Regions from separate parts of the Homo sapiens genome. Here regions 1, 2 and 4 are each linked to region 3. Evidence: chromatin loops called from intact Hi-C (ENCODE). Cell type or tissue: heart right ventricle. All regions are shown on one strand. Links, peaks and the distances in the headings refer to the core of each region. The heading gives the core; the rest is flanking DNA.

The links. A loop is a pair of places that touch in the nucleus more often than their neighbours do. Peaks named below come from ENCODE experiments on the same cell type or tissue, not always from the same donor. Only the 100,000 strongest peaks of a DNase experiment are listed, where the experiment ranks them.
Region 1: it touches region 3 in a loop (3-fold over the local background); 26 of 110 quality-filtered maps call a loop at or near these places.
Region 2: a loop joins it to region 3, with 2.9 times the contacts of the local background. A loop is called at or near these places in 15 of 110 quality-filtered maps.
Region 4: it touches region 3 in a loop (10-fold over the local background); 27 of 110 quality-filtered maps call a loop at or near these places.

Annotation. Positions count from the first base shown.
Region 1 is chr12:94,093,318-94,101,115 of GRCh38, forward strand. No RefSeq gene overlaps it. Among named protein-coding and RNA genes, the nearest start is that of PLXNC1, 51 kb to the right of the region's middle. RefSeq lists a silencer at 5,196-5,490 and enhancers at 7,264-7,773, 7,774-7,798. In heart right ventricle, for the core only: no CTCF peak of the experiment used is centred there; no DNase peak of the experiment used is centred there; H3K27ac peaks cover 386 bases.
Region 2 is chr12:93,499,452-93,507,249 of GRCh38, forward strand. MRPL42 (mitochondrial ribosomal protein L42) reads left to right here. Exons shown (of 6, transcript NM_014050.4): 6 at 1,725-7,798. The coding sequence ends at 1,770. Among named protein-coding and RNA genes, the nearest start is that of MRPL42, 36 kb to the left of the region's middle. In heart right ventricle, for the core only: a CTCF peak has its summit at 3,764 (motif pointing right); a DNase peak (open chromatin) is centred at 3,768.
Region 3 is chr12:93,987,158-93,994,955 of GRCh38, forward strand. All of the region lies in intron 2 of LOC105369912 (a long non-coding RNA gene), which reads right to left. Among named protein-coding and RNA genes, the nearest start is that of PLXNC1, 160 kb to the right of the region's middle. In heart right ventricle, for the core only: a CTCF peak has its summit at 4,088 (motif pointing left); a DNase peak (open chromatin) is centred at 4,084; H3K4me3 peaks cover 560 bases; H3K27ac peaks cover 1,178 bases.
Region 4 is chr12:94,071,847-94,079,644 of GRCh38, forward strand. No RefSeq gene overlaps it. Among named protein-coding and RNA genes, the nearest start is that of PLXNC1, 73 kb to the right of the region's middle. In heart right ventricle, for the core only: a CTCF peak has its summit at 3,661 (motif pointing left); DNase peaks (open chromatin) are centred at 1,655, 2,645, 2,935 and 3,605; H3K4me3 peaks cover 777 bases; H3K27ac peaks cover 3,195 bases.

The sequences.
Region 1 (7,798 bases), core at 2,009-6,008, 110 kb after region 3:
CACCTGAATTGACCTCACGTCTTCCTTCTCAGCTTTGACTTTCTGTCTTCCCTCCCACAGCTGCCAGCTTCCATCTCCTAGTGCCCAGCTTTTATCGTGTTTTTCTTCAGTTAAAACTTGTCAAAGGCTCTCCTTATTGAATTGAGTACAAGTGCCTCAGTCGTCCCAGGCCTGCCATGAAGTAGACCTGATTTACCTTCCTAAGTGTGGCTTGCTCTTCCCTCTCTCCAAATGAGAGGCACCATGCTGCCTCTCCTTGCTCCTGCATGAACAGCCCCCAGCCACTTCTACCAGAATCTTGCCATCGTTCAAGGCCAACCCTTAATGCCATCTTCTTCAGGAAGCTTACCCTGATCTTTCTAGGCAAACATACTTTCTCTGGGTGTCGTGATGTGGACGCACAATTTCCTGTTCTGCTCTATCCATTTGTGTGCTTGTCTTACTCTTCTCTTTGAGGGCCATTTCTCTGTCTGTTCATCCTGTATCTCCCACAGTATGTAGCAGTGTCCTACACTTAGTAGTTGCTCAATAAATTGTAATCAAATTAGAGTTAGAGTAGGTACTGTTATTATGCACACTGAAATACTATCTTCCTGAAATTTTCTATTCTATGTTCAGAAATTATAACACTCATTTCCAAATATGGCATCAAGATGGAAAACTTGTGCTTTTCACTGTTCAGAACAATTTCTGTTCATCAAATTTTAGAAAGCATAGAGGTCTGCAGCTGGGGACAGGAAGACAGGGCCTACCAGCTTAGAAATTCCCAAGGTTTTGGAGTTAGGTTTGAATCCCTGTTCCATCACTGACAACTTATGTGAACTTAAGCAAGTTCCTCAGTCTCACTGAACCTCAATTTCTCATCTCCAAAATGAAGACAAAACTACCTATTTTATAAGCTTTTTGTAAGAATTAAGTTAGAACATTTCTATGAAGCACCTAACTCAGTGCCCAGTAATAGTAGGTAAATCGTAGTTCTCATAATTATATTTCTCCTAGTAGTAAATCAGCTTCCATCATCATCCTTATCCTACCCATATTTTATTCAGAATGAAATATTAAAGCTTTTAATAAGTATATAGCTGACCCTTGATCAATGTGAGGGTTAGGGGCCCTGACTATCTATGCAGTCAATAGTCTGCATGTAACTTTTGACCCCTAAAGACGTAACTACTAATAATAGCTTACTCTTGACCAGAAGCCTTTTCAATAACATGAAAAGTTAATTAGCACATATTTTGTATTTGTATTTGTATTAGTCCATTTTCACACTGCTATGAAGAACTACCTGAGACTGGATAATTTATCAACTAAAGAGATTTAATTGACTCACAGTTCCACATGGCTGGGGAGGCCTCAGGAAACTTACAGTCATGATGGAAGGGGAAAGGGAAGCAAGGCATCTCTTACGTGGCAGCAGGAGAGAGAGAGAGAGAGAGAGAGAGAGAAAGTGAGGGGGAACCAGAGTGAGAAAGTGAGGGAGAGCCACCAAACACTTTTAAACCATCAGATTTCATAAGGACTCACTCACTGTCATGAGAACAGCATGGGAGAAACCGCCCCCCATGATCCAATCACTTCCCACCAGATCCCTCCCTCAACATGTGGGGATTACAATTTGAGATAAGATTTGGGTAGGAACACAGAGCCAAACCATATCAGTACAATATACTATATTCTTATAACAAAGTAAGCTAGAGAAAGAATATGTTATTAAGAAAATCAGAAGGAAGAGAAAATGCATTTACTATTCATTAAGTGGAATTGGATCATCATAAAGGTCTTCAACTTTATTGTCCTCATGTTGAGCAGGCTGAGCGGGAGGAGGAAGAGGAAGGGTTGGTCTTGCTGTCTCAGGTGTGGCAGAGGCAGACGAAAATCCATGTACAAGTGGACCCACCAATATACAGTTGACCCTTGAATAACATGGGTTTGTTAACAACTTAACAATTTGTAAGTTCAAGCCCATGTTGTTCAACAGTCAACTTATGTTGAGCACCTACTAATTCCCTGGCATGCTACTGGGGAGAAGAATGAGGGTGAGTAGACATGGGACTTCAAATATTGAATAATACAAGATTATAATCTGATTGTACGAGGATATTGGCAACAAGAACATTTACTGAACTGCCATAGACAGGTGTTCAATGTATGTTCAAAGGTAAAAGAGATCTACTTAAATCAAAGGGAGATGCAATGTACTTGTGGCAATGAGAAGCCCTTGGACAAGGCTTGTGAGCCCCACTGTCCAGGGCTCCTCTCCCAAGGCTGTCAACAGACTGATTCCAGCATTTTTGCCACCCATCTGACCACTGGAGCAGGGCTGGCTTCACAGGCCTGAGACCTGTGCAGTTTTATAAGCCCCACAAACCCCACCGCCACACTTAGAAGGCCCTTGTGGTTGGTTTAATTCTCTGCTGCTGTTGCCTTGAAATTCTTAATGATTCTCTAACATGCATCACATTTTCCGTTTGCACTGAGCCCTACAAATTATGTAACCAGTCCTGCTTTTGGAGTGTGAGAGGTGATGCTTAATTCATTTTTGTTCCCAGTGCCTGACACAGCATGTGCTCATAAATATTTTTGAAATGAATGAATGAATTTCACTTTTATAATCATACAGGTGGCAAATGCTTGTACACCCACTGTATTAGTCAGGGTTCTCCAGAGGGACAGAACTAATAGGATATGTGTATATATGAAAGGGAGTTTATTAGGGAGAATTGGCTCACACAATCACAAGGCGAAGTCCCACGATAGATCATCTACAAGCAGGGGAAGAAAGAAGCCAGTAGTGGGTCAGTCCAAGTCCAAAAGCCTCAAAAGCAGGGAAGCTGACAGTGCAGCCTTCAGTCTGTGGTCGAAGGCCCCGGCAAACCACTGGTATAAGTCCAAGAGCCCAAATGCTGAGGAACCTGGAGTCTGATGTCCAAGGGCAGGAAGCATTCAGCACTGGAGAATGATGAAAGCTAGAAGACCCAGCAAGCCAGCTTATCCCATCTTCTTCTGCCTACTTTGTTCTAGCCATGCTGGCAGGTGATCGGATGGTGCACGCCCACGTTGAGGATGGGTCTTCCTCTCCCAGTCCACTGACTCAACTGTTAATCTCCTCTGGCAACACCCTCACAGACACACCCAGAAACAACACTTTACCAGCCATCTAGGCATCCTTCAATCCAATCAAGCTGACACCTAATATTAACCATCATATTCACCTTTACCTAAAGTTTAACACTTAAAATGTACTAATGTTAGGTGCCCTGTACCTTGGACTTTGAATTTTTTGAAATAGGACTTTTGCAATTTTCTCCAAAATCCACATGTGGAGGAAATAAGGAGAACAGCCCAGCAGCTGGGTGCCTTCCTCTCCACCTCAGTTTTTAACACCTCGGTTTTACCTGTTCTTTTTATACACAGTTATAACCTAGATCCTCCTATACTCTAACACACACACACATGCATGCACCTTTTGCTGAGATTGAAACCAACTTGTACTCTCAAGTAAAACTGATAGCATACATTAAAAAGAAATTCAAGTATGATTTCTGAAAACTGGTGCAGTAACAGTAGACAAAGTGGAAAAAAATTTAAAAAGAGATTCAGATTGTTTTTATTGTTGTAACATGTATATAACATAAAATTTACCATTTTACTGGAAAAGACATTTCTTCAAAGAGGATATACAAATGGCCAGTGAGTGCATGACAAGATGCACAACATCACTAATCATTAGAGAAATGCAAACCAAAACTACAAGGAGATACCATTTCATATACACTAGGATGGCTACTATTAAAAAAACAAAAAAAAAACAAAAAAAAAAAAAACAGAAAATAACAAGTGTGGGCAAGGATGAGGACCCCAGAGAAATTGGGACCCTTGAGCACTGCTGGTAGGAATGTAAAATGATTCAACCACTGTGGAAAATGGTATGGAATTTCCACACAAAACTAAAAATAGAATTACCATATGATCAAGCAATTCTGCTTCTGAGTACATACCCCCAAAAAACTGAAAGCACGGACGTGAAGCTCATCGCAACTTTATTTACAGTAACCAAAATGTGGAAGCAACCCAGGTGCCCACAGATGGATGAATAGAAAAAATAAAATGTGAAGTATACATACAAGAATATTAGACAGCCTTAAAAAGGAAGCAAATCCTAAAGCATGCTACAATACAGATAAACCTTTGAGGACATCATGCTAAGTGAAATAAGCCAATCACAAAAAGACAAATAGTGTATGATTCCACTCCTATGAGGCACTTGGAGCAATCATTGCCTCTATCTACTCCGGGACCCTTTCATCACCCCCAGCTGAAACCTCATACCTCATATTATTATTAAACAATAACTCCCCATTCCTCTCTCCTCCACCCTGCTAACCACCATTCTACGTTCTGTCTCCATGAATTTGACCATTGTCAGTATCTCACATACGTGGAGTATTTGTCCTTTTGCATATGGCCTGTTTCACTCAGCGTAATGTCTGCAAACTCCATCATGTTATAGCATCTATCTACGTTTCATTCCTTTTTAAGGTTAAATAATATTTCATTGTATGTATATACCATATTTTGTTTATTCATTCATATCAATTGACATTTGGGTTGTTTAGATGCATGTTTTAAAGACAGGGTCACAGTATTCCCCGAGAGTTTTTAAATTTTACAATATGCAATAGAAAGTCTTTTTGATGATGGGGGTTAATTTCTCCCAGCGCCAGCAAGTCAGCTGGCCCCTCTTTCCTGAATAGCCTCGGAGGTTTTCTGTGATCACAAAAGAATGCTGTCAGGGAAAAAAAAAAAAAAAAAAAAAAAAAGCCTCTCCAGAGATAACTCTTCGGTCAAACCAGGTTTATTAAGGGATGTCTCCTGCCGGGCACGGTGGCTCATGCCTGTAATCCCAACACTTTGGGAGGCCGAGGTGGGCCGATCACTTGAGGTCAAACTTTCGAGACTAGCCTGGCCAACATGGTGAAACCCTGTCTCTACTAAAAATAAAAAAAATTAGCCAGGCGTGGTGGTAGGCGCCTGCAATCCCAGCTACTCAGGAGGCTGAGGCAGGAGAATCGCTTGAACCCAGGAGGCGGAGGTCACAGTGAGCCAAGATCGTGCCACTGCACTCCAGCCTGGATGACAGAGCAAGACTCCATCTCAAAAAACAAAAATAAAAATAAAAAAATAAAAAAGGATGTCTCTAAATGTCTGTTCAATATGGAACAAAGCCAGTGGGTGCTCCAGCCTTACGAAAAAGACACAGATGCTAAAGGCTTTCTTTCATCAACAGCCTCACACCCCCAAAGATCATTTCCACATAATGCAAACGAGCCCCAGTCAGGTCTGCCATGAAGATGACTCAGGCATGTGAAATCTCAAACCTCTCACTCTTAGGAAAAGCATATTTTAAATACTGGAGCTCCTGGTGTGTTGGGGATGGAGCTGGGACACAAGAGTTGATATAAATGTCTCAGCTTATGGCTTATCTGTTGTGGAACACGCCAACTTTACTACCATACTAGATTTATCTAAGTCAGTGAAAGCCTTCAACAAACCTCAGACTTCAGACCTTCTGACTTCAGTTAGAGCATGGAACAGCATCTTTGACAGAGTTGGAAAGAATTTATCCTTCTTTCCTATTCAGTTCATCTGTCACAAATTTGCAGAGCATGTGTGACACCGTTCCCAGACATCTTTTTGGTCACTGGGGCTAGAGAAGTGAGCGTGACAGACAAGGTTCCTTTACTCAAGGAGGTCATACACTTACAAAGAGCCAGCAAGCAAACAAACGAGATGGCTTCAGATTGTGGTAAATCCTATCAAGGACACAATCAGGGACCTGACACAGTGGCTCATGCCTGTAATTCCAAAACTTTGGGAGGCTGAGGTCAGAGGATCGCTTAAGGACTGGAGTTAGAGACCAACCTGGGCAACACAGTGAGACTCCATTTCTACAAAAAATTTAAAAATTAGCCAGGCGTGGTAGCACACACCTGTAGTCCTAGCTACTCAGGAGGCTGAGGTGTGAGGATCGTTTGAGCCAGGGAGTTCAAGGCTGCACTGAGCTATGATCATGCACTGCACTCTAACCTAGATGACAGAGTGGACCTTGTCTCTTAAAAGAAAAAGACATAATCAGGAACATGAGAGAGGGAGTGACTATGAGGCTATGTAGGTGGCAGAGCCACTGCCCACCAGGGCTTGAGGGAAGGGTGCTCTGAGGAGGTGATAGATACTTGAACTAAGGCCTAAGGTGGAGATGCACAAGCCATAGAAGGAGCTGCAGAAAGGGCCTTCCAACCAGAGGACATTGTGCATGCATAGGCATAGCTTTAGGAAGAGCTTGGCGTGTGCAAGTTGCAGAAAGAAGGCAGGCGCTACAGCCAGAGTGCGATGAGCGAGGAGCAGGTGGTGGAGGCAGGCAGGGCGGTGGGGGTTGTGGGAGGGCTTCTGGCCAGTTATGGAAAGCCACAGGAAGATGAGAAGCAGGATAACGATCTGAATGACATATTTCAAAGAGTACGCAGGCTGCAGCTGCGGGGTGGAGAATGGATTGTGTGAGTCTCCTCTTTCTCCCCCGTCTTTCCTTTGAGAATATCACAGGAAGGGCAGCAAAGCGCTCACCCTCACCTTTCCCTTACTCAGTGAGACTCTGGACTGTGGACTCTCATGATAGAGATAAACTTTTATTTTCTGTCTTGTTTAGGCCACTGTTAGGCTGAACCTCTTTTATCCTTTGACCTAATTATCAATGTCTGATCCTAGTTAATAAAGCTCTCACTTTTAGCTGCTCATAAAAGCTCAAACTCTGGGAACCACTAGTTCATACCCTCCTTGGCCTTTGGCATATTCTATTCCTCCTTTTGTCTCTAATGTTTTGCTTGCATCCTTGGCACAAAACACCCACCCAATACCTAGGAGGTGTTCCATAAACACTGAAGAGGAGGAGGAGGATGCAGCGCCTAGAGGTGTCTTGTTGTTTTCAGACCTTGTTAGTCATCAGGTGTCAGAAGAAATCTGTAATGTGGACTTCATCATGCAAAATGGCTCACGCCTTGCCGAGTGGCACTCAGCCCAGGAGTGCGAACGGGGAGAGGAGATTTCAGCCAGACCCTGACTCTTGTTACCTCACCTGGGGATGTGCAGCCTTGAATGCACTGACTCACCATCCGCTTCTGGGAGGCTATTATTTTTATCAGTTTGCAGCAGCAGGAAGTGAGAAGAGAGCTTCTAGGAGGGAAAGGATGCCTGAGATTCAGCTGAGGACTTCAGCTGGTTCCCTGTTGCAGCCTCCTCCAGAAGTCTCTGTTTTTCCTGTGTAGCGTTTATCTTAGGTATGACCAATTAACGTGTTTATTCAATATATCTTCCCTTATTAGACCATCGGCTCCACCCAAACCAGGAATCAACTCTGCCTTTTTCACCCTGGTACCTGGCACACAGAAGGTACTCAGTAAAATATCGGTTGAGAAATGAATAAATCAACCTTTTCATGAAGAGGAAAGAGATAAATAGAATCGGTTAAGCTTGACACAGGAAAACCCGTTTGTTTGTTTGTTTGTTTGTTTGTTTTTTGAGACAGAGTCTGGCTCTGTGGCCCAGGCTGGAGTGCAGTGGCACGATCTTGGCTCACTGCAAGCTCTGCTTCCCAGGTTCAAGTGATTCTCCTGTCTCAGCCTCCGAGTAGCTGGGATTACAGGCACGAGCCACCACGCCCAGCTAATTTTTGTATTTTTGGTAGAGACCGGGTTTCACCATGTTGGCCAGGCTGCTCTCGAATTCCTGACCTGAAGTGATC
Region 2 (7,798 bases), core at 1,463-5,462, 490 kb before region 3:
AAATTTTTACAAATAATTTCAAGAGGTTAATGACTTCCCAAACTCCTTCTAGAACCACTATTCTGATGACCGTTCTCCCTGCTTTGAGAGAATGCCTTTCAGAGACACTATTGTACTAGTACAACCTTGATTATCTGGTATGTCAATGGAACCTTTTAGAAAAAAACAGAATTTTCTGTATGCCAACATAAGTACATGTAGAAATGTTTATGCAGATGGTATTTTACTGTGTGTATTTTTTGACAGCTTACTGTTCCATGTTAGTATAGACAGCTGTACTTCGTTCATTTCAACTTAATTCCTGTATTTTGCAAATTTTCAAAAATAAAATCAGTGTATCAGGAAGTTGCCCATATGAAACCTGAAGCAAAAAAATGCTTTAGATATCTTAATCACAACAACTAAAGATCACAGGGTACATGTCTTACCATTTATAGTATAAAACTGAATTTCCACATTAGCAAAAGATTGAAAACAAAAATTAACTTGTGACCAACTTGCCAAAATCTGACCTGAAGGAAATTTTTGAACGTAACTCATCACAAAAACACATGTACTCTGTGCAGAAATGTTTCTTAAATCAGTAAAGAAAATAAGGAAATGCAGAGGAGCAAAAAGAATTCTCCATGGTGAAATCACTCAAAAACTATCACTGCTGACAATGCATTTCATTTCTCTATATCTATACATAAGTTTTGTTAGTTTGCCTATTTTTACATGGTTATCATCATACTGTATATGTAAATTTTCTCCTGTGTTCTTCCTTAATATTTTAACTACTTTTTCTATATTCCTTTGGGACAGAGTGCTAGAAGAGGAATTACTAGGTCAAAAATTATGAATATTTCTTGATACATCTTATCATACTGCTTTTCAAAAGTATTTTGAAGTAAAAGTTTATACTTTTAACCAGTCGGGTCTCATACTGCTAATTTCACCACACCTGTGCTTGGATTGGGCATTATGATTTTTAACATGTTTGTGATCTCAAAAACAAAAGGTTCCTCACTGTTCTGATTTGCAGTCCCTCCATTTTGCATGACATTACACATTTTTCCACAGACATATTACTAGTTTTATTTTATATTAAAACATGATTTTGCATTTATAGAGACCTCCATTTAGAGGACAATAGCCCCTTGTAAATAAAACTTTTAACAGAACACGTTCATGTTCACGATGTGGTGTTTCTTTATGTTTTGGAAGCCTAAATCTCACCAGATGTGATATTTCTTCACTACTAAGACAAAAAACCATTAGTTTTTATCAGAATCAGTCATCTGGGTTACCATGTTGAAATTATCCTCAAGATATGAAAGAAAACTATTTCAAATGCTTAATTTAATTAATAGTCAACAACTTAGCCACGTGTGGTGGTGTGCCTGTAGTCCCAGCTACTAGGCAGGGTAAGGTAGGAGGAGCCCTTGTGCCAGGAGTTTGAGGCTGTAGTACACTATTATTGAGCTTATGAATAACCTCTGCACTTCAGCCTGGGCAATAAAGCAAGACCCAGTCTCTAGAAAAAAAAAATGATTAGGTAAAGAAAAGAAAACAAATTTTCACAATGGGAGAATGTGGCTTATTACTAAGAAATGGCTGATACGTAGTTTCATTGATTTTTTAAAAAAATAGTTCCAATAGCAAAATAATCATAGAAGTTAGATTTTTATCAGGAATAATTTTTATTAAAATCATCTTATTCCAAGTATTTTCTTCTTTTCAAGGTATCACAGATGTCGTAAGAATCTGAATCCTCCAAAAGACAGATGATGCGGAGGTTCCTGGGGGAATCAAAGAGAAATGTGCCTCATTTGCCATTTGAGAAAATGCAGTCTGGTGTATTCAGTAATATATAGTAAAGTAATAATGATAAAATATCTTTTCATATATTAGAATGTGTACTTTTATATAAAGTAATTCTGGATTTGACATTCTCATTTAGAGAAACCTATTTTCTTTTTTCTTTTTCTATTTTAGTGTTTCATTTATGTGCGGTCTCCAATTTAGGACTTTTCCATAGTGCCAAAGCCATACATATTCAGTAGAACATCAATAAATTACATCAGAAATTCAACACTTTATTATAAAACGGGCTTCGTGTTAGATAATTTTGCTAAACAGTAGGCTACTGTAAGTGTTCTGAGCATATTTAAGACAGGCTAGCATTTTCAATTTACAATATTTTCAACTGATAGTAGGTTTATTGGGATGTAACCCTATGATAAGTTGAGAAACATCTCTTTTTGTGTGTCTACTGTGATTTAAGTATTTTTAATCATCAGCCAAGCATTGTTAGTAGTATAAATATGATTAATAAAAATGTGCATGGCTTTCCTGAAGGAGATTTTTTAATTGCCTTTGAGAATAAACTCATAAGGTCTACCAAGAAAATAAATGTTATGATGTTTCAGTTGGCTTCTAGGAAATAATTAAATTAGTGATATTTTAATCAGGTTTTACTATCTGCTAGGCCCCTTCCATCAATTCTTATTAAATTCTCAAAATAATCCTTTGAAAAGGGAGTATAATTACATTTTACAGTGACTCGAACCTTACCCAAACAAGTGGGAGAGCCAGGAGCCAAACTATCAGGCTCCAAAGCTTTTTTTTAGTGCATCACAATGACAAAGGGGTGGTTTTCTTTCACCCAAGAATGTGCTTTCCTGGAAATTTTTCTAGATAGAATATTATGTAATTTGTTTTGAAGGTTTTTTTTCCTGACTGTCTTAAAGATTATGCTAGCTTTAGAACACATGCAAACAGCTGCAGCTCTGTGATTAAAATGTTAAGGTCACTAGAATAGTGTTAGGAAAATGTTAATAGATAATTCTGCTGCCTCTATTAGCTTATGTATGATCCTTAATAGCATTGCTTCCCCTTCAGTTTCTATTTAGGAGGTGAAGAATCTTTTAATAAGGTAGAAAGTTGCTTTATTTAAATTTGTACTGTAGAATGTTTGTGATACAGTATTTGTAAAATTGATATGAAAAATAATTTCTCAAAGTCTATTGTTTGATCTAGTTATTTTAATAAAGGAACTCTAGAAGTTTCAAGTGGCCAGTGAAGTGTGAGGAATAGAGAGTAAAGGAAATAATTAATAATGGTGACCCTCTGTTAAGTGGTTTACTTTTTCCATTAATATAAATTTCATTTGGAAAGATTAAAAAAACAAGTTTGATTGAACTTGATAAATCAGAAATATTTACCAGCTTTGTCGATGGTGTATTCTTGAAAAATGTTTGGTTTTCTTTCAGGTTGACTTATATCCAAAATTCTACAAATTCTTAGCTATGTTATAAATGTAGAAAGAAGTGAAAAATCAAAATATGATTATGAAGATTTTCTTCTCTTCCGAGTACAAAGCTCTGCTAAATAAGGATTTACCCAAGATGCCCACATCCACATACTTATGTGTCAGTGCTTTGGAGAATTAACTTTGACTTTATTCTACTGGAAGTATAGATTAACACTGTGCTTTCTGGGATTTTGCTTTTCATGGGTTGCTGATTTTTAATTTTGCTAAATAAGCACATAGTCCGTGATCACCAGCATCACCTGCCCTCTGTTCCTCCCCCGTCCCCCAGGGATAAGAACCTGTTATCCACCATCAGTAACATTTTATGAAAGATCTACTTATTTGTCTGTTTTGCAGACATTTTAAAATTCGTAAAGTGGGATGCTTCTTTAATTTAAATACATTTAGCTTCATGAAAAACTCACTACACAGTTCTTGTTCAAGCATTATTGGGAAACCACCAGAGGGCACTCTCACCCAGGGCTTAATTTGAACATCTCGCCCAAAAGTGACTTTTAAAAGCACTTAATTAGCAGAGAATTTGGATGTTCATTAGTTGAGAATGACTAGTAGAATAAATGGTAATAGTGAAATTAAGTGCTGGAATATTCTGAGTAGACCAATAGCAAAAACTGATTTTTTTTTTTTTTTAAAGAAAAGGTCTTGCTGTGTCGCCCAGGATGGAGTGCAGTGGCACAATCACATTGCACTGCAACCTCAATATCCTGGGCTCAAGCAATCCTCCCACCGCAGCCTCCCGAATTGCTGAGACTACACATGTGTGCTACCATGCCTGGCTAATTGTTTTAATTTTTTTTATAGAGACGGGGTTTCGCCATGTTGCCCAGGCTGGTCTTGAACTCCTGGGCTCAAAGCGATCCACCCACCTTGGCCTCCAAAAGTATGGGATTACAGGTGTGAGCCACTGTGCCCAGCCTTATTTTTTTTTTTTAAGATAATATTGTTAACATTTTGTATTTCTCTGCATAAATATATTTCAAAAATAAAAATAGAGCTCATAATATATGCTGTTTTGTAATGCTTTTTTCACTTAATAGGAATTTTTTCCGTATCATTAAGTACTCTGATTTAATGGGTGCATATTATTCTATAATCTGGCTTGTCATAATTTAATTAACTCCCTGCTGTTAGACAAAATCATTGTTTCTGTTCCATCTTGTGAATAATGCTGTTATTAACATCCTGGTGGATTATTACCATTTTCTTTTTTTATTTTTTTTTTAAATTTATTTCTTCTTTTTTTTTTCTTATAATCTCATCAGAAGCTGGCAAGATCATTACTGTTTTCTTAGATTTGTTTCTGTAAGTGCAATCGTTGAATCACCATGTCCGGCATCCATGTTTATGTACATTTTTAAAGTCAGTGGTTTAAACTGTATACTTTTTGGGTTTTGGAGATGGAGGTTTGCTCTGCCCAAGCTGGAATGCAATGGCGCGATCTTGGCTCACTGCAGCCTCCACCTCCCGGGTTCAAGTGATTCTCCTGCCTCAGCCTCCTTAAGTAGTTGGGATTACAAGTGTGCACCACCATACTCAGGTAATTTTGCATTTTTAGTAGAGACAGGGTTTCACCATGTTGGTCAGGCTGGTCTCGAACTCCTGACCTCAAGTGTCCACACACCTTGGCCTCCCAAAGTGCTGGGTGGGATTATAGGTGTGAGCCTCCATGCCTGGCCTAAACTGCATACTCCTAACATCAGTATATAGAAATATTTTCTCTTTAGTTCTATTAAAATTTTAAAAAATCTTTATCAATTTAGTAGGCAAAGACTGGAAAATGTTTTAATTTGATCAGCCACTTTAATGTATGTCTCATTTCAAAGCATATAAAGTATACAAGTTTCAGGTCCTAGCTTAAACCTATAAGAGGCCTTATTATGGGCTTATTTCCTTTGCAGCCCTTTACCATAATGTGTTTCTTCTACCTCCCCTGCACAACATTGTTTATATGCCCCCTAAAATGTAACTTCTTTAGATTCTGTTGTTACGTGCAACACTGTATATCTCTCCATAGCACTTAATCAGAGTTTGTAATTAGGCATCTTTTTGTGTGATTATTTGGTAAATGTCCATATCCCCTACTAGCCTATAAGCTCCATGACTTCTAGGTACCCTGTCTGACTACGTGTATCACTGTTTCTACCGCCTAACATTGCCTAGCACATTCATTGCTTCACAGGCATCTGAATATGGTTTTATAAAATACATTGCTCTAGTGCACAGGATTTTAAGCTAAGGATTTCATGAATGGGATTTGGGGTAGGGGCATCTATGAAATTCCTGAAATTGTGTAGAATTTTGAGAATATGTGTTTTCCTGGGGATAGAGTATGTAGTTTCTCAGCAACTCATTACAGTCTGTCACATCATGCCCTAATTCTACTTGCCTGTAGCTAAACACCTAATAACATTAGAACTGAAATGATAGTGATATGCAAGATAGCACGTGTGGTTTCCACATATTCTAAGAGGCATCTTCAATTAGATTCCAAAAATTTTTAAGAAAAAAAGATATAATGTGCCATCATTTTGGATGGTTCTGGGCACTTCAGGTAAACCCTTACTCAAAGAATACTTTTTCAGTTTCAATGTGTATTTTTAAAATTTCCAGAAGATGAGTTGAATATCAGCCCACAAACACTGGTAGTAAGCAAACTATTTTATTTGCTAAAGGCATAAATAAATGTCTCCTTTGCTTTTAGGCAAAGGGAATGCTTCTTCAGATTTTTTTTTTTCCCCAGAAGTTCAAAATAACTTGCTCATAGTCTTCCCAAAATAATTTTCAAACATTCTAACACCAAAGAAAGATACTCCCAATTGAGCTCAGCCATCAGCCTCCTACTATTTTTTAATGTGCTGTTTAACCTTGTGAATGTGAGAATATTTTGAATGCACTGGGAAGGAATACTCAGGAACAATATGTAATGTGCTTTCTAGTTTTGCACAAAGGCATTCATTTTGATTTAGTAACAACCTCATACTTACATAGCATATCCTTCTGCAGAAATGCTTCACAGCCATGACTGCTTGAATTCTTGTCATGTTGCTTGTAAATGAGCTCCTGTTTTTAGATGGAGAAATGGAGGCAGAGTCTCACAATTACATGTGAGAATAGCAAGTAGAACCTTATGATTACTTCTGAGTCTTTTTTTTTTTTTTTTTTTTGAGATGGAGTTTCACTTTTGTCACCCAGGCTGGAGTGCAGTACAGTGGCCAGTGGCATGATCTCAGCCCACTGCAACCTCCGCCTCATAGGCTCAAGCAATTCTCCTGCCTCAGCCTCCCGAGTAGCTGGGATTATGAGCGTGCACCAGCATGCCTGGCTGATTTTTTGTATTTTCAGTAGAGATGGGGTTTCACCACGTTGGCCAGGCTGGTCTTGAACTCCTGACCTCAGGTGATCTGCCCACCTTGGCCCCCCAAAATACTGGGATTACAAGGGTGAGCCACTGTGCCCAGCCTCTTCTGAGTCTTCAATTCAGCAAGAATGTCTCTTTTTTTTTTTTTTTTTTTTTTGGGACAGAGTCTTGCTCTTGTTGCCTTGGCTGGAGTGTAGTGGCACATTCTCAGCTCACTGCAACCTCCACCTCCCGGGTTCAAGCGATTCTCCTGCCTCAGCTTCCCAAGTAGCTGGGACTATAGGCATGCAACACCATGTCCGGCTAATTTTTTGTATTTAGTAGAGATGGGGTTTCTCCATGTTGGTCAGGCTGGTCTCAAACTCCTGACCTCAGGTGATCCACCTGCTTTCGCCTCCTGAAGTGCTGGGATTACAGGCATGAGCCACCACGCCCGGCCAAGAATGTCTTTTCTTTATAATGTTGTCTCTAAGCATGTAATCTTTTCGGCAAATTTTATTAAGCACCTATAGAGTTCAAGCCACTGTGGGTTCAAAGATAGCCCTCATTCCTGATTGACAAAGTATCTTGCTATGACCATCCCTTCTTTCCCCTCTAGTCAAAATTAGTCTCTTCTTCACTCATAATGCAAAGTACATTGGATTACTATTATGCCACTTACTTGAATAATTGTCTTGATGAGTAATATATGTAGTCAGTAACATGGTTAAGTGTGGCAATTTGGATTGATCCCATTGGACTTTTCAATTGCTGCATCCAGGTGTAATTACCATAAGAGCATAGAAGATAGAATCGTAAAGCTGAAAGACATCTTAAAGATGATTTTTGGGGACTGATTTGGAAACAGATCCAAAGACACTAATTGACTTGCCCAAGATCACAGATTGTGGCAGAACCAACCAATGTCTTTTTTAAACATTAAGGACATCTTATATGTATATTTATGCATATACATACTGATGAAATGTGCCTTTAGCAATAGATGTGTCCAGTGATGTACTAATGAAGATTTAACAACTGGTTCTAACTTGTAATGTTTGCCAGTTTCCATGACTGGGTCTTACAAGTTGTTGTGCACTGACTCCATCATTCCACTGGATGTGCCCCTGAAATCATATATTTAC
Region 3 (7,798 bases), core at 1,705-5,704:
TGAGTTTACTGTCAGTGGGTGTGGAGGGTATGATTATTTGCCGATGGACTTGTCCACAGCTAGAGGTAATATGTACCTGGGTGTCTGAACAAGTTTTCATGAGGGATCATCTAGAAACGATTGGAAAACAGCACCCGAAGCCACATGTGCTCAGTTTGGCATGCAAAACCTTGCATACTAGATTCAGTAGTGGGGGCAACAGGTGATGAATAATTTGCAAACTGGTAAAGTTTTAGTTGGACCTGATAATATTGGGAATCTTCCTATATAAAGATACAGAATATTCATTATTAACAATAAAAAAACAGACAATAGATAAACAGATTTTAGGCAATCTAAGAAGAAAATTTAAATATTCTGGCTCTTTTTTTTTGCCTGTTTTACTTTGGATTGTTGGTATTTGGAGCAATGCTGGATGCCACGACTCAAAATCATTATCATTGCTTGAGACTTATAATTTGTTTAAGATTTGCACCACTTCAACATAAATGGCTGGTTTTACTAACATTCCACCTGAAATTCTGTATACTTCCATGGACATCTTAAAAAAATACATATCCACAAATTTGCTCAGCTTAAGGAAAAATTGGAAAAAACTTAGATGCCCTAAAATAGGGAATCCTTTATTATATTACATTCATATATGGTAACCATTAGTGCTGTCCACCAAATATTTCCAATTCTCCTGCTGGACACATAGTAGGATTTCATTTCTTTCCCACCTTAGCTTAAGTGAGGCCATGTGACTAGCTTTAGCCAAGGAAATGTGAAAGGAAATACAATGTGGCATCCAGGCAGAAACTTTAAGAGCCAATGTATCACCAAGGCAATCCTAAGCCAAAAGAACAAAGCTGGAGGCATCACACTACCTGACTTCAAACTATACTACAAGGCTACAGTAACCAAAACAGCATGGTACTGGTACCAAAACAGAGATATAGATCAATGGAACAGAACAGAGCCCTCAGAAATAATGCCACATATCTACAACTATCTGATCTTTGACAAACCTGAGAAAAACAAGCAATGGGGAAAGGATTCCCTATTTAATAAATGGTGCTGGGAAAACTGGCTAGCCATATGTAGAAAGCTGAAACTGGATCCCTTCCTTACACCTTATACAAAAATCAATTCAAGATGGATTAAAGACTTAAACGTTAGACCTAAAACCATAAAAACCCTAGAAGAAAACCTAGGCTTTACCATTCAGGACATAGGCACGGGCAAGGACCTCATGTCCAAAACACCAAAAGCAATGGCAACAAAAGACAAAATTGACAAATGGGATCTAATTAAACTAAAGAGCTTCTGCACAGCAAAAGAAACTACCATCAGAGTGAACAGGCAACCTACAAAATGGGAGAAAATTTTCGCAACCTACTCATCTGACAAAGGGCTAATATCCAGAATCTACAATGAACTCAAACAAATTTACAAGAAAAAAACAAACAACCCCATCAAAAAGTGGGCAAAGGACATGAACAGACATTTCTCAAAAGAAGACATTTATGCAGCCAAAAAACACATGAAAAAATGCTCATCATCACTGGCCATCAGAGAAATGCAAATCAAAACCACAATGAGATACCATCTCACACCAGTTAGAATGGCAATCATTAAAAAGTCAGGAAACAACAGGTGCTGGAAAGGATGTGGAGAAATAGGAACACTTTTATGCTGTTGGTGGGACTGTAAACTAGTTCAACCATTGTGGAAGTCAGCGTGGCGATTCCTCAGGGATCTAGAACTAGAAATACCATTTGACCCAGCCATCCCATTACTGGGTATATACCCAAAGGACTATAAATCATGCTGCTATAAAGACACATGCACACGTATGTTTATTGCGGCACTATTCACAATAGCAAAGACTTGGAACCAACCCAAATGTCCAACAATGATAGACTGGATTAAGAAAATTTGGCACATACACACCATGGAATACTATGCAGCCATAAAAAATGATGAGTTCATGTCCTTTGTAGGGACATGGATGAAATTGGAAATCATCATTCTCAGTAAACTATCGCAAGAACAAAAAACCAAACACTGCATATTCTCACTCATAGGTGGGAATTGAACAATGAGATCACATGGACACAGGAAGGGGAATATCACACTCTGGGGACTGTGGTGGGGTGGGGGGAGGGGGGAGGGATAGCACTGGGAGATATACCTAATGCTAGATGATGAGTTAGTGGGTGCAGCGCACCAGCATGGCACGTGTATACATATGTAACTAACCTGCACAATGTGCACACGTACCCTAAAACTTAAAGTATAATTAAAAAAAAAAAAAAGAGCCAATGTATAATTTTTTTTCCCATGGTCAGTTTTTCTTCTACCTGGGTCCTGGAGTGAGAACATTATGTCACAGAGCCGATCCCTAACTGATCTGCAATTGACACATAGAGTGGGCAAGAAATTAAAAATTGTTTTATGTCACTGAGATTTTGGGGTTATTTGTTACTACAGCTTAACCCAGACCATTCTGGCTGATAGGCCACAATGGGACACTAAACAGTTCACGAAAATTACATAGTAGAAAAATGTCAGATGATAAAGGACAGATACAGGTTATATATTCAGTAAAAATTGCAAGTTTTAAACAAGTATTGGTTAATCATTGAAAAATACATATGAAATGGAGTTTCCTGGGATAGACTGGATCTTTAGAATTCTGAAGCTGAAAATAATTCAATGAAAAAACGTGTCTTTGGTAAGTGTCCATCAACATACGGATAAGCAAAATATGGCGTATACATGCAATAGAACATTATTCAGTCTTAGAAAAGAAAATCTGACATGCTACAACATATGAGGACATTATGTTAAGTGAAATAAACCAGTCACAAAAAGATAAATGTTGTATAATTCCACTTATATGAGGTATAAGTGTAGTCAAAACCACATAGACAGAAAGTAGAATGATGCATGCCAGGGACTGGAGGAGACGGAAATGGAGAGTTGGTGTTTAATGAGTATAGAGTTTCAGTTTTACAAGATGTGAAGAGGAAAACAAATCATTCCCTTTTCCTGGGCTTGGGAGAGGGCTTTGGGTCTCTCCTGCATGAAATGGAGAAGCCTGATGATTCCTGGTGTTGAAGAGTAAGCTCACCCTGGCCTCAGAGATGTCAGTTGGTGGTTGGGTGGGAGCCAGCCTCAACCTATGATTCTAAGATTAGTGTGGGGGCTGAGGCCCTTGGTCCCCTAAAGGTTTGTTGTAAGATCACTAACATGAAGCAGATTGATGAATAGGAGAAAAGGCACACACATTTATTTCACATGTATACATGGGAGGCTTCAGAATGAAGACCCAAAGAAACAAGGAAAATTGTCCATTTTTATGCTTAGGTTCAACAAGGTATGGACAGCCACGTAGAAATATGATTGGACAAAAAGGGTCTGATCTACTGTGAATAGACTGAGCAGGGAGACTCCACAAGGCCTGTCTGTTCAGGTTCTTCTTGGTCTCCCTGTGTAGCTTTCCTTCCTTCTGGGTATGGGGACTTTTACCCTCTCTGGAATGGGGGCTCTCTGCAATGGGTGTCTTCTGACCTACAGTCAAACAAGGTAGGTCAGATCATTTATTTCTGGCCCGTTTTTGTATGGAATATTTTTAGGTGTTTTGGCTGGCTTTCAGGAAAAGGGGTTCTGGTTTCTATGCCTCGCCTTGGGGGAAGAGGGATTCTAGTTTTTATGGCTAGGCTTGGGTTGCAGGGGAGGGCGGGAGAAGATCAGAGAAAAACTTTTGCTTCCGTGGCTGCTCTGAGGCCTTCATTTTGGTGTACAGTTTTTTCAGCCCCAGCATTAGCCATTTGGTCTGGGAGCTGGAGGGCCTGTGTTGCCGTTTAGAGGGAAGAGCCAAGGAAAGAGTGTGTCCCTTCCCAAGGCTCTCATGGATGTATGAGGACCAGTCAACAGCGAAGGGTGGCTGACTGTGACAGAGCCAGCAAGAGAGGATTCAGTCACAGAGAAAAAAATGCAGGCCCCCAGCCAGGGTCCTCCCGCAAAGTATGACAATTCAGAACTACTGGGGATGATACAGACAACATTCAGCCTCCAGTGTGTGTTCCTGTCTCTCCCTCTAGAGGACAGTTCTCGCTCTCAAAGTGCGCTCGGTGTGTCGTGTCGCCATGGTAAAAAGGCAGGAGACAGCAAACGCTTGATCCGAGCTGCACCATGCCTCGTTTTCACTCTCCCTGAAGACAAAAGAAGGTGGCAAGTAAGGAAAGCTCACCCCAGGGAGTTTTCTCGGAGAACACAAGCGGTCCCAACAGGGTAAAGGAGAAAATAATTATCTGGAAAGGTTGCAATTAATAGTATCAGGTTTAACCTTTGTGCTAATATGGGAATCTAAGGCACTAAGTCATCGCCTAAGACCTAGTGCTCTCTGTACGACAAAGCTTTAGTCTTATAATGTGGAAGTCAGTGCTTATTACATCCAATGCCTGAGTTCCCAGCGGACAGAGTTCCTTCTCAGGCAGCCGGCCAAGGACACCAGAAATTAAGCAGGGGTCTGTGGCTCTGCCGTCTAGCTATGACCAAATTTAAATTTGTGCTTTTTGCCTTGCCTGCCAGTGAACCTGCTGCTAGACTGAGATGTAAATGCCATTTCTGGTGTACATTAAGAAAATGTGAAACAATTAGCTCAAAGCCGTGGTTATGGAGCAAAAATATTAAAAATATAAGTTAGAAAATCCTTGTGACAATGTTCATGTGAATGGTGAGGGTAGGGAGTCCATTGCATATATGTGTGTGCATGTGTGGAGGAGTACGTGTGTTGAATAAATATGCATAAAGAGTGCATCAGCAGTAGATCCAAGAACTTATGTATGGGGGTGGGTGTGGAAATCCACATTTTAGTAACATTTTTTCCTTCTTCACAGTCAAGTGACGTTTCTTCAAACATCTGTTCTGTGAGCAAAGTAGGGAGGGACGTACATCAGTGTTAAGTGCTTGGGAGAGGAATTCTGGAGGAACACTACCCACTTAATTTAGCTCAGCTCTATGAAAGATTGCAGGGTTTGGGACTATTTCTAGCCACATCTGAGAGTCTGTGAAAAGTGGAAGTAAAGTCATTAAGCGGAATGGGCATTTATACATTTGGTAATTTGTCTTGAGTCAGAAAGTCTAGACACTCCCCTGGGAATGGGGGGAATGTGGGCCATGGTTATGACCTTCAGGACTCTGGAAACAGGAATGACAAAGACCTGGAAGGTCCTGAGGCAAATGGGCTCAATAGATCTTTTTTTTTATTTGAAACAGAGTGCAGTGGCACAATCTTGGCTCACTGCACTCTCCGCCTCCCAGATTCAAGCGATTCAGCTACCTCCTGAGTAGCTGGGATTACAGGCACACACCACCACGCCTGGCTAGTTTTGTATTTTTAGTAGAGACGGGGTTTCACCATGTTGCCCAGGCTGGTCTCGAACTCCCAGGCTCAGGCTAACCACGTGCCTCGGCCTCCCAAAGTGCTAGGATTACAGGCGTGAGCCACCACACCCACCTTCTTGGTGAAGGCACATAAAGCAAAATGAAAGCCCACTGGTCTGGTGTTCAGACACAAGCCAGGCCTCACCCGACTTGGAGACAGGCAGCCCCAGCCAGCAAGAGAGTTACAGACCTCAGCTAGATCTGGGGACCACCAGTTTCCTACCAGGGCAACCTGAGAATGTACTCTCTCTGTGCCGCAACTCTTTCCCCTCTCAAATAGGCACAACCATTGTAACAACCAGAAGAGCTAACATGGATGAAGAACTTCCCGCGTACCAGGCACCATAATAAATGCTAGATCCATGTACTCTTCTTGATAATCCTACAATGTAGTATTATTATATTTCATTGATTCTAAGATGTTCTTTTTTTTATATTTTAACATTCTCTGTTATCAGGATGAATAATTGATAAGAAAGCCTGTAAGTCATGGTTAAATTTTTTTTTAAGAGACAGGGTCTTGCTATGTTTTCCAGTCTGGTTTTAAACTCCTGGCCTCAAGTGATTCTGCTGCTTCAGCTTCCCAAAATGCTGGGATTACAGGCATAAGTCACCGCACCCAGCCAGTCATGATTAAATTTATACTTTTAAATCTTTTTTAGTGATATATAAATTGATGATGTGTTAGATTCAGTGAGGAAACTGAGGCAGAGATTTGAAAACTGAGGCACAGGTGGGCTGAATAACTCGCCTAAGTTCACACAGTTAGAAAGTGGTAGAATGAGAGTTTGACTCAATGCTGTTTCTAGAGTTGACTTTCTTCTAAGGTGCTAGACTTCCTGGTCCCTCCACTTACCAGCTGTGTGATCTCAGGCAAATTCCTAACCTCCCTGTGCCTCTGGGATTTTTTCATCTGTGAAATGGTGATAATAATATTAGCAACGGCTTCATAGGATTGTTGTGGAGGTTAAACAAGTTTACATATGTAAAGTTCTGAAAATAGTGCCCGACATATGGCAAGTATTCAATAAACTTTAGCTACAATTACTTTTTCTTCTTCTAAAGAGAAAACCAGCATCACTTGTTACGTATAGAAGACAACTGGAAAAAAGAGGGTTGTAACTAGCAAAAGGAGAATAAGTTCATCTCTGTGTCCCTAAAATCGTCTTGGCCCCAGGACAGGTATGCTTACCATATTTTGGGAAATGGCTTTTTGTTCTATCTCTCAAAAATTGAGAGATCAAGTGAAAGCGAGATGGGGGAAAGTGGCTGAGAGGGAGTGGCTGTGAGAGGTGAGGAGGGAAGGACAAACAGAAGGACAAGGTAGGGCAGCAGATCTGGGGCTGCCCTGGGTTTGCTTCAGAAGGTGGGAACAGCATGGTGCTTATGCTGGGGTGGCCATAGCAGTTGGAAGGAGCTATACTGACTGGAATGAAAAAGAGTTTCAATCTGCAGGTTGCAATTCATTAGTAAGTTATGGGATGAACTTGGTGGGTCACAATCAGTATCTTTAAAACTATAGGAGCAGAGGCCAGGTGTGATAGCTCACACCTTTAATCCCAGCACTTTGGGAGGCCAAGGCGGGCCTGATCATCTGAGGTCAGGAGTTTGAAAATAGCCTGGCCAACATGGTGAAACCCCATCTCTACTAAAAATATTTTTAAAAATCAGCCAGGAGTGGTGGTACACACCTGTAATCCCAGCTACTTGGGAGGCTGAGGCACCAGAATCGCTTGAACCCGGGAGGCAGAGTTTGCAGTGAGCCGAGATTGCACCACTGCACTCCAGCCTGGGCAACAGAATGAGACCCTGTCTCAAAAAAACAAACAACAAAAACAAAAAAAATACAAGGGAAGGCAGGGGAATGCAAGGGAAGGCAAAGTAAATATCAGAGGATATCATATGTAATAACAATACATATTGTTTTATTGAACTTGTATCTCAGTTAAGAGTGTATAGATGTGTGTAATGGGTTGAGATGTAAAAGGTTCTCCGTGGGTCTCAGTGCAAAAGTTTGGAAGCCACTGGACTAAAGCAAAGATAAGATTAGGTGTTGGCTGAAAAATAAATATACAGTATAAATTTAAAGTAATATGTTTTATATTAACAACCAGGGACCCCTGCTTTCTAGTGTAGCTTTCTAGAAGCATTCAGGGACCGTGACACACCACATGACATCTGTAAAACACTCTCCCTTTCTGCACCTCTTGGCCTTGGGGAAACTACTCACCCCCGACACCACCCCTCAACCCTGCCCAGATCCTGGGCTGACTTTGACTTTGCCTCTCCTTGGCTCAGCCACTTTGCCTTAGACCCAATTCCTGTCCCTCTCTCCTGCATCTTTCCAGATGTCCAGGATAAG
Region 4 (7,798 bases), core at 1,424-5,423, 84 kb after region 3:
TTGGGAATAGCATGTCACTTTCCAACATTTTAATTATGCTTGGTCTCATTTGAGAAAAGTTTTCTTCGACCATTAGACTCTTTTCTAAGAGTCTGACAGTTCCTGAGTTGGGGTATGGTCTTGTGTGTGACTGTGGGTGTGTGGGCGGCAGTTCTTTCAATTACTTTTTCTTTTTTCTGAGACAGGGTCTCACTCTGTTGCCCAGGCTGAAGTACAGTGGTGTGATCATGGCTCACTGTAGCCTCGATCATGGCTCACTGTAGCTTTGACCTCCCAGGCTCAAGCAATTCTCCCACCTCAGCCTCCCGAGTAGCTGGGACTACAGGCACACACCTGGCTAATTTTTGTGTATTTTTTGCAGAGAGAGGGTCTCACTATTTTGCCCAGGCTGGTCTCAAACTCCTGGCCTCAAGCGATTCTCCCGCCTCGGCCTCCCAAAGTGAGGGGATTGCAGGTGTGAGCCACTGCTCCTGGCTTAAGTGATTTTATTTGGTATTGCCCCCTTTCAAGTAGGAGCCTTGTGATCCAGAGCCCCTCTTCTCACCTGGCTTAATACATCTTTTTCCCCAGACTAAACTGACTAGACCTTTTAACATTTATTAAGCACCCTCTCACTCTAGCTAAGATTTAGTTCTAGAACACTAGAATAGGGAAACTTTTCCTCTCCCCCTCCCATAATTTAGCACATAAACAATGAAATGGGAAGAAATGTTGAGCACATCACACAGTAGACCACGTGGGGCTTGAAAGAGGGGCAGGAGGGGCTGCCAGAGCACTGCACGAGGAGCCTGAACACCTGGGTCTCTACTAGCTGTCAATCACAGATCACTACCTCTCTGAACTTTAGAGTCTTTGACTACAAAATACAAATAACAGCATCTGACCCTGTACCTCATGGAGTTATTAGGAGGATCAAATTAGAGAAAGCATGGGAATTAAGGTGTCATAGGTCATGAATTACAATATTTATTAAATTCAAATGCATAAGCCATAATCCCACTCGCCTTCCACTGTGTCCCAAAGTGTGGTTCGTGGACTTCCCTCATCAGAATCACCTAAGGTTGCTTAATGAAATACTGAATTCTGGGTCCTACCTCAGCCCAAGTCTCTCCCTCCCCACCTCCCAACCAGCCAAGTGATTATTAAGCATAATAAAGTTTGGAGCTGCTGGTCCAGGAACTAAGTTTGATGGGATAAAAAAAAGAAGATAAAGGATAATTATTTAAGTGCCCATAGATTCTTGGCATTCACATAGGTGCCAACCTATAATATAAATGACTGGCCTTATCCATCATGTTTGAATATTCCCAATGGGTGGCACATTGTGTTCCATTAAAAATAGCTGGGTAAGGCCACTTGACAGAATTTTAAATAGGCAATATAAATTGTTACACACGTCCCTTCTGAAGGGACATTTTTAATGTAGAGTCTTTTGTCTAAAGATAAATTTCTAATGTTCTTTCCACCTGTCTCCTATGCCCCCAGAACACCCAGTCTTGGCTTTTCTTGGTACTTTACTAAATGCCACGAAGCTGAGGACTCACTGCTTTTCAATGCCAGCATTTCTGACCCAGGCTCCTCTCCCACAGCCAACCCATCACTAGGGCCAAATCAGCAATTGTACCTGCCGTAACAATCTGGGTGAGCGCCCAGGGGACAGCCTGTTCTGGTTGAAGCAGGACCTGAAGTTCTTACGGCACATTGACTCAGCAGGACTCAGATGCTTCCACAAGCCAGATGGGCAGTGGGGGTTTCCATATCCTCAGCCTGCAATCTCTTTAGCCCAGATAATAGGCCCACCAGCTGGTCATCCACTCCCGAAGTTTTCAGCTGGGCATTTCTCCATCCATTTAAAAGTACAGTAAGCTTTATAGATACATAGATGCTCCAGAACCATTTGGAATAAATTGAGCATGTGGCAGAGGAAGAGGGCAGGGGATTTCCAAGAACGACCAGCAGCACTTGGAGATTTGTTTCTTAAAAAACACGACTCCTTTTCTTCTCTGATCCTGTGGTCTATTGTGAAATGACCAGAGATTTCTCCCAAGGATCTTGAGAGAGAGAGAGAGAGAGACAGAGAGAGAGAGAGAGAGAGAGAACCAAGTGCTATCGGCAAAGAGGCCATACTTGGATGCCATGATCATCAGACATTTCTCTGGCCCCTAGAATGAGTTGGAACAGAGATGCGGCGTGCAAAAGCCTGAGCCTGGAGCCCGGGGTGATTTTAGAAAAGCAACACTCCCTCACCTGGGAGACACAGAAACCTTGAGAAAAGTGTGGAGCATGTGCTTGTGCTGAGGTGATCTATATATCTGGGGCCCAAGGTACCTGCATGGACAGCTAGTTAACATTCTTATTTTTGCCATTATTACTTTTGTTTTCCTAACTCCCCCGGACTCACTCTGCCCACCCCCACCAATGTTGTCTCCCCATCTGAAATGCCCTCCCTCAAAGCTCCCCTCCTCCACGCTGTCTTTCCTGACCAGAGTTCTCACTGACCTCCCGCTGCTCAGGGCGCTCCTAACAGTCATCTACCCACGTTATTCTGTGCGTATGAATCTGACATTCCCAATATGATTGTGCGTCAGGCGCCAAGCCTGGGCACCCTTCGTTATTCCACCTCACTACCCAGCCAAAGCGGGTGTCTGCTAAATGCCTGCTGACTCGTTGGCAGTGGGCTGGGACATAGAAATAATCTTTAAAAACTGAATTGGGTAATACAATAGACTTTGTGAAAAACAGATATACCTGAATGATGAGAAACAAGTTTGGCAAAACAAGACAGTAGAATTATTCCATCATTCTGCATCTAAAAAAAGTTAGAGGGAGAGAGAAAAATGAAAAGTTCCCAGTGACATCAGCTTTGGCAGTCCCTAATGGAAAGTGGCCTTGCCAGAGCCCTGCTCCCTCGCTCAATTGGGAACGCTTTTCATTAATGCTATTAACCTGGCCCCACAGTCAGAGGCACAGCCTGCTGGGCCAAATGTGCTCGGTTCCAATTGCTGAATCATCTCCATCTCTTTTGCCCTTCCTAATACCTTCAAGAACTAGGAGAAGCAAAGGAGGGCAGCAAAGAATTAGAAGAAGCACCAAGCACTATCAACATTAGCAAATCAGTACTAGGAAGTAGCTTGGCCGCTTCCTTCCATTTCCTTCCAACCCTGGGAACTCTTTCCATTAAAAACATTTCTCCACCACATCCATGTTTTAGACTTCTCACTGTATCAGCCCAAAGGAAAACTCAGCTCTCCATCCCCAACCACATACCATGAGCGATTTCCTTCTAAGGGAGGAAAGTCACCCTTTGCAGTTTACAGCTTAATTGCTTGACATCAATCAAGAAACCCTAGTAACATCCTGGGAATTCTGGGACCTTCTGAAAGCAGCCTGGAAGATCAGAAGTCTTTCCAGCTGCCCCCTAGACTCAGCATGATTAAAAGGTGCGGAAGGACCCCCAGATGGGAGATGTGGAGAAAAACACCAAGAAGGAAGTGAAAGTCAGACATAACCAAGAAGGAGGCAAATTTAATCTTCTCTGAGCTGGAAAATTAAAGCCAAGAGAATTCTATTATTAGGAACCTCTGTTCCGAAGGCTGGGTGGGGGCGGGATGCAAAAAAGGCTGCACTGCCCTCTATTGGGACCTAACAGCACTCAGCTAAGGGCTCTTCATTCATGATCTCAGTTAGTCATTGCACAACTTTTGGGAGCTATTAGTAATGGAAAAAAGACCAGAGAAATCAAGTAACTTGCTCTAGCTCATGCAACTAGGAAATGGCACAAGCAAGGATACTAAACCAGGGACAAATGGCTTTCCCAGTTTATTTTCTTGCCATTCATCTTTATAGCCAAGCTTTTCCTCCTTGGACCCAGAACATGGCATGTTGTAAGCGTTTGCCAGCAGTTCTCTCTGGCATGATGGGTCTCAAAGCTAGCTGCCTATTAGAACTACCTGGAGACATGCTCTAACCTGCCAAGTGTTCAAGCCCCACCTCCAGTGATTCTGATTTTAATTGATCTTATGTAGATCCTAGCTTAAGTAGGTTTTAAAAGTTCTCCAGGTGATTCTAACATATAGCCAGTGCTAAGAATTCCTGTTCTAGCTGCAGAAGATATAGAGGCAAAACACATGGCCCCTTCCAAACCTGGGACTTGTATTTAATAGAATTTAATACGTTTAGAGGGCTTCACTAAAGAAAAATCACTTTTGAAGGCTGTAGGCTTTCTAGTGGAATGTTAGTTCTGCTTTATGGTATGGTAGGCTGAATAATAGTCCCCCAAAGAGCTTCACGTCTCAATCCTTTGGAACCTATAAATAGATTACTTTACACAGAAAAAGAGACTTTGCAGATGTAATTACATTAAAGATCTTGAGTTGAGGAGATTATCCTAGATTATCTGGATGGCCCAGATATAATCACAAGGGTCCTTCGAAGAGAGGCAGGGGAGTCAGAGTTAGAGAAGATGTGATGATGGAAGTGGAGGTTGGAATGGTGTGAGGAAGGAATACAAAAAATGCAGTGGCCTCTAGAAGCTGAAAAAGGGAGAGGAAACATCCTCCTTTAGATCCTTCAGAAAGAACAGTCCTGCACAGGCTTGACTTTAGCCCATTGAGACTGATTTTGAACTTCTGACCTCCAGAATCATAAGAATAAATTTGCATTGTTATGAGCCACTAAATTTGTGTTATTTGTTACAGCAGCAAGGGGAACTAATACAGATGTGGTGCAGCTCGCTTCAGCCATCTGAGGCTTGGGTTCCTCACCTCTAAAATGGATACTCATACCTACTTCAATAGGACTAAATTCAATAATTATAAGGAATTCTTGTGGCTGGCACACAGTAAGTGTTCAATAAACGGCACCTACTATTACACTATTACACCTACTACTACTACAGCTACTATTACACTCATCCATAGAGGAACCTGGGATTCTCATCTCCTGAGAATCCCAGGTTCCTCATGCAGCTCTGAGTCAAAACAGGTGGGGCACAAAGTGGAAAAAATATAATAAGATGTGAGAAGAAAGAGGCTTTTAGTTGTGCCCAAATACATTTCTACAGGACAAGGGATCAAGGTGAATGGAAAATAAATTAGCAAGAGAGCAGTGGCAGCAGAATTTCTCAGCCAGCTGGCCTCTGGGGGATGTTTGCACACGCTGGTTCTGAACATGCTATCAGATTCCTGGCACTATTGGGTCCACTTCCCAGGAACTCAGCCCCTTATTGTAAGAATTCACAAAGAGAAAGAGAAAAGGAATTAGAATCATCATAATACCTAAAGGACCCAGAAATATACAAGTTCCCCTGTCCAAATACAGCTAGCCAGTCAATTTCTGAGCAGTTGGACAATTTCAGGTTCTTAAGCTCTCACAAGAATAAAACATTGTTTTCTATCTATGTAGTGTTGGTTGGATTGATAGTATTAATGGACATTCTACCATGTATGAGACTTATGACCTTAGGCAAATTACTCTGTTCTTCAGCTTCTTCACCTGTAAAACAGGGACAAGGGTAACACCTAGTTGTAGGGTTGTCATGAAGATTAAATGATTTATACATGCAAAGGGCATAGTAAAGTGCCTGGCACACAGTCAAGTGCTCGGTAAGTTAGCTATTAACATTCCCAGCAGGGTTATTTTTATTTTGGAAAAAGACATGAGGCTAGGTGAAGGAAGCCACCGACTTAGAATACTTTTCATGAAGAACAGTATTTTTGTTGTTGTTGTTGAGACAGGTTCTCACTCTGTCACCCAGGCAGGATGGGGTGCAGTCACGCAATCATAGCCCACTGCAGCCTCAAACTCCTGGGCTCAAGCAATCCTCCCACTTCAGCCTCCTGAGTAGCTGGGACTAAGACACAATCCACCACACCCAGGTAATTTTTTTATTCTTTGTACAGACAGGGTCTCACCATATTACCCAGGCTGGTCTTGAATTCATGGCCTCAACTGATCCTCCTGCCTTGGCCTCCCAAAGTTCTGAGATTACAGGTGTGATCCACCGTGCCTGGCAGAAAGACAGTAATTTTTAATGTCCTTTTATTGTTTTATGTAGTTTTGTTTTTAAAGGAGCTTCAAGAGAAAGAAGTCCAAAATAGGAGCCAGATACAGGCACGTATTCACTCAGCCAATATTTATTGACTGTCAATTATATACCAGGAACTTTTCTAGGAACTGGGGCCTAAAGATAAACAAAATCTGTTCCCTACACATAAGGAGTGTTCAGCATAATGGTGGAAAGAGAGATGGTAGATTCCTAGCACAAGACAGCAAGACACATGCTGCAATAAGAGTAGGTAGGGCATGGTGAAGAGATACATAGGAGAAAATCTGATCTGGGATAGGGGACATCAGGGAGGACTTCCTGGAGGAAGCAACATCTAAATTGGCTGAGTAGGTTTGCAGATGGATGATAAGGATGTGGAGAGTTTTAGAGGAAACCAGCTCTTCCGAAGTTTTGAGGGCAAGAGCAAGCAGTGTTTTCAGGAAACTGCAGTCAAGATGAACCCAAGGGGTGGGGCCAGGCCTGAAACGGGAGGTGAGAGATTCAGCAGGAGTTCTAAATGCCATTCAGATCACAGATCACAAAGATGGAGAACCATGATAACGAGTTTGTATTTTAGCTTGAGGACAATGAGGAGCTGTTGAAAGGCTTTAAGCAGGGCAATTTCACAATAAGATTTGAGCTTTAGAAAGATCACTCTCAGGAGAGTAGTTGAAAGACAAGATCAAAGTCAGAAAGACAAGCTGGAAAACTATTGCAATAATTCTGGTGAAAGATAAAAGAAGACAGAGTCAAGGTACTGGCAGTGGGGAATGATTAGGCATGGACAGATGTTAGAATGGCAGACCTGCAGACTCTGTGATCAGGTGAGAAAGGGAGGAAAAAAATCTCATTTCCAGGTTTCTAACTTGGATGAAAGGTGGTACCACTCACTAATTCAGGAAATCCAGGAAGCAGAAGTTTGAGAGGCAGGTAATGAGCTCAGCTTTTGACACCTTGATGTGGACACATTGAAGGCCTGTGGGGACCTTCAAGTGGACATGCGCAGTTAGCAGCTAGATATGAGCCTTGAGTTCAAGATGAAGACTTGAGATTTGAGTCATTGGCCCATAGTTCGTCTATTTGAAACCATGGGAATGGGTGAGACCACCCGGGGACAGTGAGGAGTTCAAGGTGGAGGCATGATGTCCTCTGGCAAGAATGCTGTCTAAGGAGACACAGAGATAAGACAGTAATTGGAGGGGAGCAGGAGGTAAAGGGAGATAGTGTTTTGCTGTTTTTGTGTTTTAACAAACACTTGAGATTGTTGAAATGTTGCTGATGAAGAGGAATGGGGTGGGTGGGGAAAGAAAGGATTAAAGTAGAGTCTATCTTCTTTGTTCACAGATTTTGTATTTGCAAATTTGCCTACTCACTAAAATGCATTTGTGACCCTAAAATCAATAATCACGGTGCTTTCATGGTCATTCCTGGATGGGCACCTGTTCAGAGTGTCAAAAAACTGGATCCTCCTGATACACTTGTCCCCAGCTGAGGTTAAACAAGGCAATGCTCTGCCTTCCTGTTTCAACTCTCATACTATAAATGTGTCCTTTTCGCAGAATATTTAGCGTCACATTTTTCACGTTTGTGCATTTCGTTGGTGATTTCGCTGTTTAAAATTGCCTGAAGCAAAATGCCGAAGTGCTGTCTAGTGTTCCTAAGCCCAAAAAGCTGTGCCTTATGGAGAAAATATGGGCATTCAATAAGCTTCTTTCAGGCATGAGTTAGTGCCATTGGTTGGGAGTTTAATGC